2 separate regions of the Homo sapiens genome follow, and region 2 is linked to region 1. A link is a loop called in an ENCODE intact Hi-C map of the cell type or tissue named here. Cell type or tissue: B cell. All regions are shown on one strand. Each heading gives the region's core, and the rest is flanking DNA. Links, peaks and the distances in the headings are about the cores only. Region 1 has its middle 99 kb from the start of RGS1. Region 2 overlaps LOC105371664 (a long non-coding RNA gene).

Region 1 (8,346 bases), core at 70-8,069:
CGACAGAGTGAGACTCCGTCTCAAAAATACACACACATGCACACACACACACACACACACACACACACACACACATATATATATATATTTAGAACCCTGACCATTCCTAAATTAGAACACAGAGAAAGATAAATAATACTTACAGTTGTGAGGAGAAACTTCATAGACCGCATAAGTTTTCAGAAGCAGACTAACTGATGGGTCAAGTGTATTCTGTTGACTGCAGAGGAAGGGCTAGACCAGATGTAGCCCTGCCATGGAGAGTCCCAAAGCTAGATTGGTAGTGAAATGGGAGAGTTCCCTGATCCCCCTCATAGTACTTGCAACACGGGTGTGGCTCGCCTGTTCCATTGCCACCACTGTTCACTGCTTAAACCCCTGACAAGACGGGGAGCATGCAGATGGGCATGTGTAGGAGCCGGGGTGAGTGCTTTGGGCTCCAGTCCCGTGGGTGGGTGCCTCCAGCTATTTTTGCCTTGCCATCTGCAGATGGCTTAAGTGTTACCAGCTCAATGGTCCCTCTGCCTTTACAGAAGGGCAGAGGGCCAATGTGACAGCTTTCTGTATCCCAAGCTTTTGCCCAGCATCCCAGGAGAATTGAGCCTTCCCAAGCCATGAATGTGGGGTTTTATTGAGTGGTGGAGGTGGCTCTCAGCAGGATGGATGGGGAGCTAGAAGGGGGATGGAGTGGAAAAATGACCTGACCTGGGAGTTTGGCCATCCAGCAGCTGAGCTCCTCTTCCACCATCCCCAGCCAAACTCCTCTCAGTGTTCAGAAATTCCTTCTCTTTGTTTTCTCTGCTGTGCTGTTCCACTGTTTGTGTTTTTATCTCCTTGTCTCTTTGTCTGCTTGTCTGCTTCTGGAGCCTGGGGTTCGGAGTTTTTGTGGGTACAGGATAGAGGGGCATGGGGGGCCAAAAGGCAGCTTTTTGGGTACAAAGACAGAAATGACTGTTCCCACTTAGGGCTGTGGGTCTCCAGGCTTAAGGGTGAAGCCTTTGCTGGGGAACTGCCCTCTTTTACTCAGTATTTCCCTATCTCCTGTCCATATCAGTAGCAAGTGCATCAAACGTGTTTTGAGGTGAAACATTACACACCAAGGAAGAGAAGAGATATGGAAGACTAGAAAAGGCACAGTCTAAGGATATAGAAGGATGATTTTAATCTATATAATATTGAAAAATTACTAAATAATTTAATTTCAGAATGAAGATGCTGGGACTTCAGGTGGAATAATTATAATTTATTATTTTCAACTCAGTTTTTATACTTATGTGTACCAATTATATAACTGATCTGTCCTGCTTCACCAACAACTTCTACAAAACAAGGTTATATTTATCAAGATATGCTGTATAAACACATTAATATCAGACAAAATAGACTATAAGGCAATACATATCACTAGAGATTAAGTAGACTACTTCATAATTACAAGAAGTTTAGTTTAGCAAGTGGCAATATAAATTCTAATTTGGAATGGACAAACTATATGACATATATATGTATAAAAATGAGCAGAACTAGATTGAGAAATAATTAAATACACAGTGATATGGGAAGATTTCAAAGCAGCTTCCCCTAATGGTAATACAAACTTTGAAACTGCAAAATTCATATCCCTCTATCACACATAAACCATCTATAAATTTCAGTGCATTTAAAATAACAGTGTGTTCTCTGACCACAGTAAAAATAAAGTAAACCAGACCACAAAAAAGAAAACCAAACTGGAAACAGCCTGTATACTTGAAAATTAAAAAATGTGTTTATATAAAAACTATGAGAGAAGAAATCACAATGAAAATTAGGAATATCATGAAATACATAATAAAAGTACAACATGTAGAATTTGTGGGACTGTATTAAAGATGAGTTCAAAGAGAAATTTAAATTGAAAATCCTATATGTCTATATTTTACAGGAAAGTCTAAAAATCAATCAACTAAACCTCCATTTCATGGTGTTGAATGTAGGAAAAAAAAGAGCAAATTCAATCCAAAGGCTATAATAGAAACAAAAACAACATGGCAGAAAAAAAGGAGTAGAACAAACACATAAACAAAGGCATCATCAAAGTTGCTAAATTTAAAATATTAATAAAATTGATAAAACCTTTAACAAATATTATGTATAATTATAAATAAGTTCTCCATCTGTTTCAATAAAAAGGCTAGGAGACTACTGTCATTAATTTAATTCTTCATATACTGGAGGATATGTAGCAATGCAGTAGGAAGAAGAAATAAAAATAAAAATATAGCAAAGTAAGAAAATTGATATTATTTGCAGAACAGAGGATCATATATATGGAAAATTCAAGAGATTCTACACATAGTTAATATCAATTAATAAAAGAATTTAGCAAGTTAGATAACTTCAGCCATGTACAGAAATTGTATTTATATGTAACAGTAACAGAGTTAGAAATTAAAATTAGGATATTATTTAAAATAGTATAAAAATATTTACACACCTAACTCTAAATATGTTCAAGAACTCTGCATAGAAAAGTGTAAAATATCATTTAAAAGAATTAAAATAAGACTCAAATAAACAAAGAAACAGAAGGACGTACTACATTCATAGGTTGTAAGACCCAATATTGTAAAGAGGGCAGTTCTATGAAAATCATTTATTACCATTCAATCAAGATTCCAACATGTTCTTACTGTTTTGGGAATATTGCTCGTTAGGTTGTGTCCATATATGTGCATGTGTGTGTGTGTAAATAAAAAGTCTTCATTTCAAAGTCTGGAATCAATTATTTTACAAGTTTCAAACATTTTTCTAGCATCTTGAAAGTTTGTCGGCCCAAAGCACTGTGCCTACAACAACTAATAGGTAAAATGACCCATTTGGAGTTTGGGTCTTTGTATTCCCAGATTCATGATCCTCTTACTATGCTACCTTCTCTCTCTGTTCTAATGAATATATATCATTTAATTATCTTGTTAATTTTAAAAATTAATGTATGTGTTGTTGAATGATTTTACTTTAAAATTTACATAAGTATGAGGTAGAAAATTGTGCTTACTAATTTTATATAACAATGAAGTTAAAATAAACTTATAAACTTTTAACTGATATTTGTGTCCTTACATAGTAAGTATCTTTGTTCTTCTATTTTCATGTTTGAAAAATAACGGTTTCTACCCATATTCAGAAAGCTCATTAAGAATTTACTGCTTTAGCTGGTACTGATTATTCACTGTATTTGTCTGCCCTCTAGTGATTGCAGAATAAAGTCTAAGGAAAAATTACCAGAGGTAAGAGTCAGTCGATTAGTTTTGCAGAAACTCTCATTATTTAAGTTTAACCTGGCTTCTTGTATAACACATTTCTAAATCATTTAGAAATCTACTACATGTCAATAACATAGACATTGGCATACAACAGTTTGATGCTGTTATAGTGTTATACTATGTGTGGATTAAGCTAAACGACTAATAAAATAATTTATATGTTGAAAAAATGAAAATGAATAAAAGGAATATATAATTATACACAAAATTTACTGGGCACCTACTCTCTGTGCTAAGCTCTTTTCATACATTATGTTATTTTATCTGTACAGCAGTTCCTTAAGAAGTCCCTGTTTTATAGATAAGAAAATTCAGGCTTAGTGCGGTTAAGCAACTTGATTAAGGTCAAATACCAGATAATAATAATAATATTAATAGCTATATTTATCAAGCATTTTTTAGTGCCACAGAAAGGTGCTCTGTTAAGCACTTTGTATGTCTATATTAGTCATTGCTCAGAATAGGAAACAAACCACTCTAGAGACTGAAAACAGAAGTGGGTTAATACTGCAAGTGAGATCCTGACAATCAGTGGGAGGGCCAGAGAAGTCGGTTTTTGAGTGGATATTGTGGGATGACTGCCAAAACAATGTGCAACTGACTCATTAGGAGTGCCCGCTCTGAGGTCATTACTGCAGTGATGTCACAAATCTCAAAACACTGAAAAGTCTGAAATACGCATGCAAACTCCGTTGCACAGAAACCTGTTCCTACCACGTTGCTAGCCAGCAGGAACAGCCAAGCGTTCGCGTCCAACTTCTCCCTCTGGTTGGCAGACACAATTCACACCCAGAGCCCTTGCTGCCAAGGAGTCTGCTAAATGTAGCGTTTATCTCCTCAGCTCCTATGTACAAAAAAGGAACATGGAAACGGGTGGGGTTGGCTGCTGGGAGCCAGTCAACCACACCCAGCATAACGCGTTATCCAATTTAGTCCTCATAGAGATTCATAGGATTGTTTCTCCATTTCATAGAGGAAGAAATAGATGCACCGGCAAGTTAAATAATCTGCTAAATAAACAGGATAGGAACCTATGTCTCTCTTATTCCAAAGTGCAGCACATCTCACTATCTCAATATGACACTATGTTATCATTAATTCATTAATTCTATGTTAGTGTTGAACATCTCTCCCTCAACCCCAACCAACACGCACACACACATTTTTTTTTTTCACATGCTTCTTATCAGGATACAACCTAGATTCCAAGAAAAGTGAATTGAAGGTGCTGCTCTCCAGTTGTCTCCTGAGTGAGCTGTCCTCCTAGGCTTGGGATAAAAATATGCAGAATCAATGTACAGCCCTCCTGCATCTCATATTCTTGCGGGAATAATAAATATATTCTCTAATACATGTGATTTGGCCTGAAAAAGGGAGCTAATGGCATTGCTGGCACTGGAATGTGACTGTAGCCAGCATACTTGGAGAAATCAAGGTGTGTGATCTCCTCAGAGCAGAGAAACATCATGTAGTGGTAAGGAAAGATGCCAAAACAGTAGATGCTATTCTTGTCTGTGCAGCTTGACTCACATAGCACCCCTCCCAACAGGCACATGCCACTGGCCCTCCATGACACCTGCTCACCAGACACTGTCCTTCCACTTCAGAAGGATACCGGATCCTCATCAGGCCGTCTGACTTCTTACCTTGGGAATGAGAACCTTGACAGAGGAAGCCTCAGAACTGAAGGTAGTCAGATAGAAAAATTTAGATGGCAGTCCTTGGGGCAGTCATATGCTTTAAGGAAATGCCACGATGCCTGCAGAGATTCCCAGAGGTGCCCTGGTTCTTGCCTTTTCTGAGATGCAATTGTTCACAACATTTTCCATCTTGAAACTGAAGCTTCGTTATCTGGGGTAAATACCAGCAGTTCATTGTCTCACACCAAGAAAATTTGGGACATAGACACACATGAGGATTTTAGGAGCGAAGGTTTAATAGACGGAAGAAAGAAAGAACAGTTCTTTTTCTAGTGAGAGAGAGAGGGGCTTCCGAGGGGAAAAGGCCAAACCGTGGCAGTTTGCTGGATTTATAGGCAGGCTTGAGGAGGAGGTGTCTGATGTACGTAGGGCCCAAAGATTGGTTTGATCAGGTGTGACATTTATGAAGTGGGCAGGGAAGGCTGGTCACCCAGCCCTAACCTTGTTATGCAAATGTCCTTTCCATTTTGACCAGCGCCATCTTGGCTGCTCCTTACTGTACATTGGCTGGCAAAAAAGAAGAGAAGATGAAGCCGCCATTTTGAACACGAATGGCACAACTGCTGGCATCTATGCCTGCAGCTCGAATTCACAGGCTGATTTTTGTTAGAAAAGAAAATGATTTGGGGCTGCTTTTCATTAAAAGCAAAACCTTACCAAAGACTCCAGTACCCTCACTATTTGCCTAAGTGATTTCTTAACTCCTATATCAGAACCACTCTTGATTCTTCCTAGAAAACGTCTCTTCTTGTTTAAGTTAGAGCCAGTTTTTAGTACCTGTTAGCAAAGGTGGGAGACCATGCTGGTAAAGGAGGTAAAGAGATGAAGTGGTTACTTTTTTTTCCTGATGGTTCGCAGATGTGCTTTTCTGAGGAGTCCAATGAAAGACAGGCTATTTTATCATTATGCTTTTGAAGAGCTCACCCTCGCAGTTGGAATAACATGAAAATTGTCCAGGTATCACAATCTACTTTTTAATATTTTCTAGCTGCCTATGACAAAATTTAGGCCAGTTTCCTTCTCTGTGCCACCACAGCTGAGCATATTACTCTAGAAAGCGAATGTGAGCAACGCAGAGCTGCTTAAAATGAGGTGGTGAAGGTGGAAATGGGGATATAATTCTTTCCTTTACAGGGAGCTGGAACAACAAAAAGCAACCAGGAATCTAGGAAGAATAAGAACCCAGGAATGGAGTAAATACTTTTTTACTTTGTGCTCAGATTCTGTGGGTAAGCAGAAGGAGTTGTATGGATTTTTTATTATTATTATTATTATTATTATTTACATGGCTGGTTGGAAACATTGGCCCTGTCCCTTGTTCTCATCCAAGTTATGTATCAGAAGCACCTGGGAAGCTTTTTTAAAAAAACTCTTACACTGATGTTACGTCTTTGATGGTTGTGATTTAGTGCATCTGAGTGGATCAGAGTGGCGCTCAAAAAGGCATATTTTGATAATTCTTCCACATGATTCTAGTATTCACCCTAGTTGTTGATCATTAGCCTAAAATGGATACTGCTGTGTTCTCTTCATGAGCGAGCAGACAGAAGACAGAGTTGTGATAAGAAAGTTGAAAAAGATAATGCCATAAGTGAGTAATGTTGATATCTTGAATTAGTAGTAGCTGATTTGAATTTTAGGAATTTGAGATTTAAGTGTCAGAATCAGGGATATAATATTAGGGAAAGTGATTTTTGCCTCTCTGAAAGGAAGCTGGCTTTTTTTTTCCGGAGCGTTTATAAAGGAGCTAAAGTGCCCTCAAGTGGCCAATCTCTCAATTACATCTTAGTGAAAAAATTTTCTGTGAAAAAGATGAGCAGAGAAGAAAAATAACCTTGGAACCCAGGATTTTTAATTTCAGATATTGGTAGTTGTGGCCTGAGAAGGAAATATGGATACAGTGAGGTGTGACTGTTGTCTGAAATAACCTGCAAAAATTGGTGGTGAATTTTTTTCCATACCCATACTTCCCGTGTGCTAGGGATATATATCACCTTAGAAGATCCACATTTTACTTTTAACTAGGTTTCTTATTGTAATCTAGACTATATTGTTACATAGACTCACCTCCTTAGATTTACTTGCCATCAAAATGCACAAGGATTAGATCTTCTGGGTTGATATTGAAAAATAAGGGTCTTTATTTGTTTATAATGAAGATTATTCATTAATTTATCCAACAAGTACTAATTCAGCAGGTTTTTTTGTGCTAGTACAGCTCTGGGCATTTGGGTAACACTGGTCAACTAGACCACAAGTACCTGTGACCTCAGTGATATGTATGGGGTGTATGTGGAGCATGTTTAGAGAGAAAACAATGCCCAATTACTGCCCAGCCTAACTCATCATCACTCCTCAATAATAAGCAAAATCAATATATATCGTTTTAAATGTTTTGAAGGAAATAAAACTTGGAGAATATAGAATCTGATGTGTGTGCTGGCAACTTTAGGTAGGACTGACACAGACTGAGGTGGCTTGAGTTGACATATGAAAGAAGAAAGGTAGACTGTAGGAAAAATAGGGGAAAGAGCAATTCAGGTAGAGGAAAAAATCAGGGACAAAGATTCTGAGGAGAAAAAGAACTGATCATGTTTACAAGAAGAGAAAAGAAACCAGAAATGCCAAGCACAGAGAAATGGGGCAAATGGATCAAGCTGAGGTAGACGAGAAGAGGAAAGAAACCAGAAATGCCAAGCACAGAGAAATGGGGCAAATGGATCAAGCTGAGGTAGACACAAAGAAGAACCTGCCCATTGTGTTTTATTCCAAGTTCTTTAGGAAGCCATTGAAGGCTTTTAAGCAATGAGGTATGAAATGAGTCAATCAATCAGATAACATTTTTTTAAAAGTCACTCATATACTGAGGGCAGTGTTGATTGGGGTGAAACAAGAAAATAAACAAAGAGATCAGTTAGAAGGATATTGCACTAGTCCAGGCAAGACTAGATGCCAGCTTGAACTAGAATGGTAGAAATGGGGATGTCAAGAAATGGATATTTATCCAATATAAATATTTGAAGAAATGGATATTTGAGAATTGGTTATGTATCCAAGATAATATTTGAGGGAAAAATTGACAGGTCTTGTTCATGAATTAAATCTAAGGGATAAGGGAAAGAGGGAATGATGATGACTGCAGTATTTAGGTAGAGCGTGGTGCTGTTTATTGCTATAGGTAAAACAGAAACAGATGAGGTGGGAAAGTGAGAGTTCCCTTTTGGACTTGTTACTTTTAAGATGCATGCAGTGTATACACTAAAATGTCAACAGACAGCTAGCTCTAAGAATTTAGAGCTCAGAACCGATGAAGAACTAGAGCTATACATTTGGCAATCAAA
Region 2 (8,346 bases), core at 133-8,132, 69 kb before region 1:
GGGAAAGACAAAATTTTATGTAAAGACCAGTTCAAGTGAAAGGAAGAATCTATTACTTTAACTTCTCTAGTAAATTCTTAAGGGTTGGAATGTAACTTTCATCATCTATTCAATTTAGGGCATTTGGTTAGTACATTATGCACACTATTGAAAGCAATGCAGAATTATTATTGTTTTTACTGTTTACCTAGTAGAGAAAGTGCCGCATGCTAATTGCAAAATTATGTTTAAGACACAGCAGAATAAAATTGGTGCTATTAGACCAGTACAGAAAAGTGATATAACATTGAAAAGATGCAGAACTCACAATAGCAGTGTCAAGTTTAATTCCCAGAGGCTACCTTGCTTCCAGTATTCACCGACACAAAATTGTCTGGTGGGTCTTTCATTATAGATGGAATTAAATGAGAGTAGTATTAGTACATTCTTTCATCTACTATTGTAGTTTAAATAAAAACGCTTTCAGTTAGCATATAAAAAACTGTCCTTTGGAAAGCCTGAAGTAGTATACCTGTAATCTGTAGGAGGAAATGAAATTCAAGTTCAATTAGGGGGTGACTTTTAAAAACTTTCTATTTTGATATAATTTTAGACTTATGGAAACCTTGAAAGGATAGTACAGAACTTTTGAATAACTTTCACTCACTCCCCTTAATTTTGGCATCTTCTATAATGATTTTTATAATTAGTGAAACTAGGAAATTAACATTAGTTAATACTATTAACTGAACTACAGACTTTACTCAAACTTCCTCAGTTTTTCTACTAGGGTTCTTTTCTGGCTTACCCTTCAGATTGGCAAAATACTGAAGATATCTGATAGACCAAATGTTGATAAGGATGTCCAATTGGAATGCTCACACATTGGTATCAACACTAAGGCAAATAATTTAGTAATATTTAGAACTACACTGTTCAATAGGGTAGACACTAGCCACATGTGGCTATGGAGCACTTGAAATGTGTTGAACTATGAGCTGGGCATGGTGGCTCACACCTGTAATCCCAGCACTTTGGGAGGCTGAGGCGGGTGGATTGCCTGAGGTTAGGAGTTCGAGACCAGCCTGGCCAACATAGTGAGACCCTGTCTCTACTAAAAATACAAAAAATTAGCTGGGTATGGTGGCAGGCATCTGTAATCCCAGCTACTACTACTAGGGAGGCTGAGGCAGGAGAATCACTTGAAGCCAGGAGGCGGAGGTTGCAGTGAGCCAAGATCATGCCATTGCACTCCAGCCTGGGCAACAAGAGCAAAACTCTGTCTCAACAAACAACAACAACAACAACAACAACAAAGAAATGTATTGAACTAAGCTGGGCTATAAGTATAAAATACACATTAATTTTCAAAGAATTAATACAAAAATGTAAGCTATCACATTGATAATTTTTATTTTGGTTATATTTTGAAATAATATTTTGAATATATTGTATTAAATAAAATTTATTAAACGTGTATAATATATTTTTTTAACATGGGAACTAGAGAATTTAAAATTATATTTGGAGATCACATTATATTTCTATTAGACAGCACTGGCTGTCTTGAATGTAGAAAGAATATTTACCCTGAGACTCAGATACATTATGTTAGATGCACCCTGGAGAAATTCTCATACTTTTGCATGAGGAAACATATGCAAGACTTTCATTTTATTCATTTTTCTAATAATAAGAAATTAGAGAAAACTGACATGTTTATCAATAGAGGAATGCATTATAATCCATTTATAGAATTAAAAAACTAGTAGTAAAAACTAGTATAAATTTAATGATCAACTTAGGTAATCACTGCAAACAAAATGATTAAGAAAGTCAAACTGCACAAGGTTAAGAAAACATATCATTTTAATGTGAATCTTAACAATTAAAAATATCATTAATTATTATAGATATAGACATAAAGGATTAATATAAAAACATGAATGGGAGTTGAAGTTGATTGCGTTTTTGGCCCTAATTTTTTACCCCCTACTGTATTCATCCCCTTTGACTTGTAACTTATATGCCCTCTCATTACATGTGGGCTGCCTCTTTCCCCCTCTTGACTTTGGATTTGGCCATGTGACTTGCTTTGGCCAAAAGCATGAGATGGAAGTGGTAGTGTGACAGTTTTGAGCCTAGGCCTCAATAGACTGGTATTTCTCCTTGCTTTTTTGTGCCTCTGCGTTGTTAGGAAAAAAGAACATACCTAGGCTAGTCGTAAGGGAAGATACATGGAACAGAGTGAAATGGCCCCAGCCAAGCCAAAACTTAACTGGCTGTCTTCCAACTAGCCCTCATATGCATGAATGGGCTCTGATGAGATCTGCAGATCTTTCATTCAGATCCATGAAAATAAAAGATTATAGTTTTAAACCACTGAGTTATGGGTAGTTTGTTATACAGCATGTTTCATAGCAATAGCTGATAGGTGAGATGGTATAATATTTCTGTCTGGGATGGAGGAAAGTAGATGTTGTATATCCAAATATTTTTTATTTTAAAATTGTCATATAAATATGAAAAAAATGAACATTTATTGAATTTGGATAATAAATATTATTTTGTTATAATTCAAGTTTTTTTATGTTTGAAAATGCAGTTTTTAAAAGATAAAATATTTTAAAAAGTAAAACTAGAGTTCTAATTGCCCACTTTTCTATTTATTTCATTTATGATTTCATGCCAATATTAATTTTCTGATTTTTTGGTTCATGTTCATTACTGGCTTGCTTAAGATAACTGTGGTTCATGCTTTATGTACAATCACCTCTTCTAGTTTAGCTTATGTCCCATAGTTTTTTTTTTAATAAAATACTCATTAATGTTTGCATTAAAATAAAATGGAATGGATTTGGTGAACCTTTAATTTGTATTTCCAGTTTCTGTCATGATCTTATCTATTATAGTGTGAATCACATAGCAGTAAACAGACTTCTAATTTCAACACCTGGTTAAATCTGATAAGTGATGAGTGATAACTCGGCTCTCTTTTTCCTATGTTTTTTAGAAGTAATGAGACATACACAGCTAGAGACGGCTCAATTCTCTGCTTGTGGATAAGAGGAGCATTTGAAGCTTTTTGTCCCAACTAGTGTCTTTTTTCACCAGCCATTTGTGCTGTGCTTATGGTGGTATTGTGATATGTGAGATAAAAAGAGCTGAACAAACTTATGTTGGTGGAGTCATGGGGAAATGCGGGAAATGAAAAGTCAATTGCACACGAAGCATTGCCAGGAAATAGAAATTGAGCACTCCTGCCAAAGAATGTGTATAAGGCAATCTGAATATTCTTGCAAAAGTATTTTTTTAAATTTATCGTACACCGTTATTATATATCTATTCGTTTATTTTTTTTAAAATTTGGCAACAAAACCCTTTCCACAGCAATAAGCTAAAAAAGTTTATGTTTAATTAAAAATAAAGTACATATTTCTGTTACTCAAGGAAATTAATGATAGGCATGAATTTGCACAGAACATTTCTCAACATTTTCCATCCACTATGGGGTGTGTAGTACTGTCACTGACCACATGAAAAAGAGAAGACACAAATGTACCAAAGAAGTACCAGCATCTACTTCAAAAGTGAGTCATTATTTTATGAAGACTGCAGAGATTAGGTACATCAGTATTTCATGCATTAATGAAAGTCTCTGTGATATTAGTTAAATGGAGCCTGGAAACCATAAACTGCTAAGACCCATTAGAAGCCACCTTAACATGTTGAAATCATGTTTCGTACTTAATGGTGGGTGGTTTCAAGTTCCCTAATGCATGCAGTTACCCAGTATTCTGAGTCCTCAGGCAATCCTCACACACAGGTCCTTCCTCAGCCTGCATCTGCTCCTTCCTGCCTTGGATACCATCTCAGCTCATGATTTTGATACAAACCTCAGATATGACTTTCAATAGGGATTGCATCCAGAAAGGCATTCAGCTTATTCCATCTTCTATGCCCTCTTATTTTTGACTATCGTACAATATTTTTGTGCATTTATGCTTTCTTCAGATCGCCTTTACTTTAAAAAGAGGAAGTAGTAAGAGTGAAGTTGTTAGTATTCTCAGTGAAATATTCTTTAAAAGTGGGGATAATCCCATCAGCTATTTTAGCTAAATTTCTTGGAATAGCCAATATTGGGATTATAATGGTAATTATTTGGAAAAATAGTATTAAGTTTTATAATACTATTTTTCCAAATAATTACCATTATAATCCCAATATTGTAGCCAAAAATATTAATGTCCCTCAAAGAATTCACATATTTTGATACAGATTCTGTTTTTTAATGTTTGTGCTATTTCTATGAGGTTACAAGTTGAAAAAATTACCATTTTATTTTAAAGGTGGGGAAATTTTCCAAGCTTCTCTAGGAGTGAATGCAGTGGAGATTAAATGAGACTACTCATTCACAATCTATAGCTCTTGATTCCAGGTTGTTTGCATTTTTCATTCACAGTCTATAGCTCCTGATTCCAAGCTGTTTGCACTTCCTCATTAAAAATGATTAGGAATGATGAGAAAAATGGTAATAAGTTTACTGTTGCTGGAAATTTTCAAGTTGTCCATGGAGGTACTTTCTTTTTAGGAAGGAACATACAGTGTATCACAGTTCTTGCATGAACCCCTTTAGAGGAAAAAAAAAGTTCAAAGGGGATGTCCAGAGGCGATCGCTCTGGGACTACAGTGAATTGATACTTAGTCAACAGGGGAATTTCTCAAGCTTTCTTAAAGCTTAACCCACAACCACACCTGTCAGCAGTTTCTTCCAAGTGAGAAACATTTACAAGTATATTACGCTTAAAATGTGAAGAATCTTCGAGTCCCTCTTAAACAACTGTTTTTATCCCTTCAAGAGAACTGAATCTAAATAATGGGACTCTGCATGTTTGGCAAATTACTCATTTCCTGAAAATGCAAAACCTAAGTAACAGAAATGAGGATAGCAACACGCTGTGCAGTATAAGTGTGTTTCAAAGGATTCAAGCTCCTCTGAAATATTTCTGTTTAATCGAAGGCCAAAGAGAGTAGAACTCTTACAGTCTTTCTCTACTCCAGGCAATTTCTCTTTTAAAGCATCAGTTGGAATTTCCTTTTTTCATCAATTGACAAAAGCAATTCTTTTTTTTTTTTTTTTTTGAGATGAAGTCTTGCTCTGTCACCCAGGCTGGAGTGCAATGGTGCGATTTAGGCTCACTGCACCCTCTGCCTCCCGGGTTCAAGCGATTCTCCTGCCTCAGCCTCCCGAGTAGCTGGGATTACAGGCACCTGCCATCATGCCCAGCTAATTTTTGCATTTTTATAGAGATGGGGTTTCACCATGTTGGCCAGGCTGGTCTTGAACACCTGACCTCAGGTGATCCACCCACCTCTGCCTTCCAAAGTGATGGGATTACAGGTGTGAGCCACTGTGCCCAGCCAAAGAACGATTCTATTAATGTTAATTTATTTTGTAGTTTATAGTTCCTACACTAAATTGTAGTTTCTGCAGATGAATTTTGGAGTCATGTTGTTTATTAGTGTTTACTTTGAAACTATATGTGGACTAGAAAGTTCTAATATTTATGGGATTGGTTCATAATACTGAGTAGTACTTGAAGTATTTAGTCTGTCAGACTTTAGGTAAAATCACAGGTTAAATATTCTGGAGAGAGAACACTATCTCTCCATTAAAAGATATATAGAAAATGTGGTTTCATAATAAATCATTATGATATTTAATGATCTATATTGTTTAAAATGAACCAATGTTATATTTTTATAGAAATAAAAAATTATTCTTATAATCTAATTGGCTATCAGTTGACCTACAAAAGTTGAAGAAAAAGAGCAGAAAGAATAAGTCTCTCTTGTCTAAGATAAAGCCAGACATTACAGCAGTGAAAACAGATTTTCTTCAGAAACGACTGACAACAGGAGAAAGAACTGATCCCAGTGCTTTAGGAGGCCGAGGCAGGAGGATTGCTTGAGGCCAGGAGTTTGAGCTCAACCTGGGCAACATAGCAAGATCCTGTCTCTAAAAAAGTTAAAAAAAAAAAAAAAAAGAAGAAGAAAGAGCTGAACTCCATTCTGATTTGTGCAGAAGTGACTGAGTGCTTTAAAGGGAAAATGAGGGAGTAGGGACAGGGAGCGAGTGAAGTCGTAGGAGCTGCATATATATCTCCAAAGGGAAAGAGACAGGATTCACAATTATAATCCTTTTTTAATAAGTGCACTGAGAAGGAAATATCAGGGGCCTATCATCAGGTATTAGCCAGAACAAACAGGAAATGCTTTTGACACCCATGAGCTTTTGAAGGCAGAAATTCATGAGATGGTTGGGTCATACCAGGGGTGTGAACTTAGGCCGCTTAGAAACCATACTAGCTACTGTGGGTCAGGTCTCTCAGTGCAGGGATTGAAATTAAGTTGTTATATGCCGAGACTTCTTTTTCTCTCTTTTCTCTCCTCTCCTTCCCTTTGTTCCCTCTTATTTTGTCAGGATGCACTAACGGAAACAGAAATTACCACTATAGGTATTTTAAGCAAGAAGGATTTTAAAAATACGGGACATGATGTACTTAAACAATTATTGAAATGTTAAAGGAGAGGATAGTAGGCTGGGTGTTCAGGACTGACCCCAGATTGACTCCACTAGGAAGCTACTGCCTCTGAGGTCTTCACTAAAGCTGTAAGTTTAGGAACAATTCCTGGAGCTGCTATGCAGTCGTTAGAATGCTGGAATTAAGAAGTGGGGCACTGCTACCATTGCAACTGCCTTCCAACACTAATAACACCCGAAAGTGGATTCTCATAGCTACAAGCTAGGTATTGACTCTTGACACCCAAGAACCTGTGGAATAGGTGCCGGCAGTTTACTCTAGAAACACCTTATGTTTCCACAACTTTACATGCAAACAGAAATAAGAAGATAGCTTTGACCTTGCTGCTTGCTTCCAAATCTTCTAATAAACAGAAACTAACTTGCATCAGAATACTAGCTACTCAAGTATCTTCATGTCTTTTCATTTTCCTCCCCTCCTTTTCTCTCTTCATCTTTTAAATGTATGAATACATGCTTGTTCCATGAAAAGTGCTAAACATTGCTGAGCTTTAAAAATTATACATGAAATAGGTGAACTCCATGCTTTTATGTAGTCACAGTCTACACAGGGGAAAAAAGAGGATTTACTTGTTGTAAATAAATAAAGTTAAGTGCTGTACTAAAACTGTGCATGCAGGGTTTTGGAAGCATGAAAGAATTTATCTCTAGAAGGAATCAGAAAAGTGGTCATAAACATGGCCCTTATATTGTCTATGAAAAGATGAATATGAGGTTGTCCAATAAGGAGTGTGTTGGGGGCATCCTCTTAGATAGAGGACACAGTCTATTTGAAAATACAGGTTTAAGAAAGTTTGGTGGGCTATGACTGGGTGCAGTGGCTCACTCCTGTAATCCCAGTGCCTTGGGAGGCTGAGACAGGAGGATCACATGAAGCCAGGAGTTCAAGACCAACCTGCTCAATGTAGCAAGACCCTACTTCTAAAACAATTTTTTAAAAATTAGCTGGGCATGGTGGCATGCGCCTATAATCCTAGCTACTTGGGAAGCTGAGGCGGGAGGATTGCTTGGGCCCAGGAGTTCCAGGTTACAGCGAACCCTATGCCACCGCACTGCAGTAGCCTGGACAAATAGAGTGAGACCCTATCACAAGAAAAATAAAAAATAAAGAATAAAAAAAAGTTTGGTGAGCTAAAGGAATAGCAAAATGTTCAATACAGTTCTATTATAAGGATAAGTCGCTCCAATTCTAGAAAATAGTGGAATATAAGAACTTACCTCTAAGTATAAGGCCGTGACCCCTGAAAGAACAATAATAGCTAAATAAATTGCTACTTTGTCTTTCTCCAACATTGCTTTATTGTTTGCTATAGGAATTAGATCTAGGCCAATGAGAGTCAATATCTGCTTTCTTGATAAACATTTTCCCTCTAAGCTTCCAACTCCGTATTTATTTATTAAGCTTAAAGTAACACAGAATGTCTTCATTATTATGCAAATAAATATTTCATTTTTGGATTTATTTAACAAATATCATGTGCCAGTTTTGTCCTGGGAATAGTACTTAGTACATAAGAAAAGCTGATGACTGTGTCTATGACAAGGAATCTTTAGTGAGGAAACAGACATGTAGACAACTTCAATATAAATCAGATAACTGGTTTGAAGGAGTAATGTACAGAATGCTATAGGAACTCAGAAAACAGCTTTCCTATGTCACCTAGAGACAGCAGGGGCCTCATGGAGGAAGCAGCATTTAAGCTGAGAAGCAAAGCCTGAGTAGGAATATTCTAGACAGTTTAATATGTGAGAGTGGAAGGATA

What was found. Hi-C counts contacts between places; a loop is a spot of excess contacts. Peaks named below come from ENCODE experiments on the same cell type or tissue, not always from the same donor. Only the 100,000 strongest peaks of a DNase experiment are listed, where the experiment ranks them.
Region 2: it touches region 1 in a loop (5-fold over the local background); 15 of 110 quality-filtered maps call a loop at or near these places.

Annotation. Positions count from the first base shown.
Region 1 is chr1:192,472,687-192,481,032 of GRCh38, reverse strand. No RefSeq gene overlaps it. Among named protein-coding and RNA genes, the nearest start is that of RGS1, 99 kb to the left of the region's middle. In B cell, for the core only: CTCF peaks have their summits at 3,204 (motif pointing left), 6,555 and 6,758 (motif pointing left); DNase peaks (open chromatin) are centred at 3,222 and 6,732; H3K27me3 peaks cover 1,379 bases.
Region 2 is chr1:192,541,611-192,549,956 of GRCh38, reverse strand. All of the region lies in intron 4 of LOC105371664 (a long non-coding RNA gene), which reads left to right. Among named protein-coding and RNA genes, the nearest start is that of RGS1, 30 kb to the left of the region's middle. RefSeq lists an enhancer at 4,748-4,807. In B cell, for the core only: a CTCF peak has its summit at 3,500; DNase peaks (open chromatin) are centred at 3,856 and 4,696; H3K4me3 peaks cover 744 bases; H3K27ac peaks cover 387 bases; H3K27me3 peaks cover 369 bases.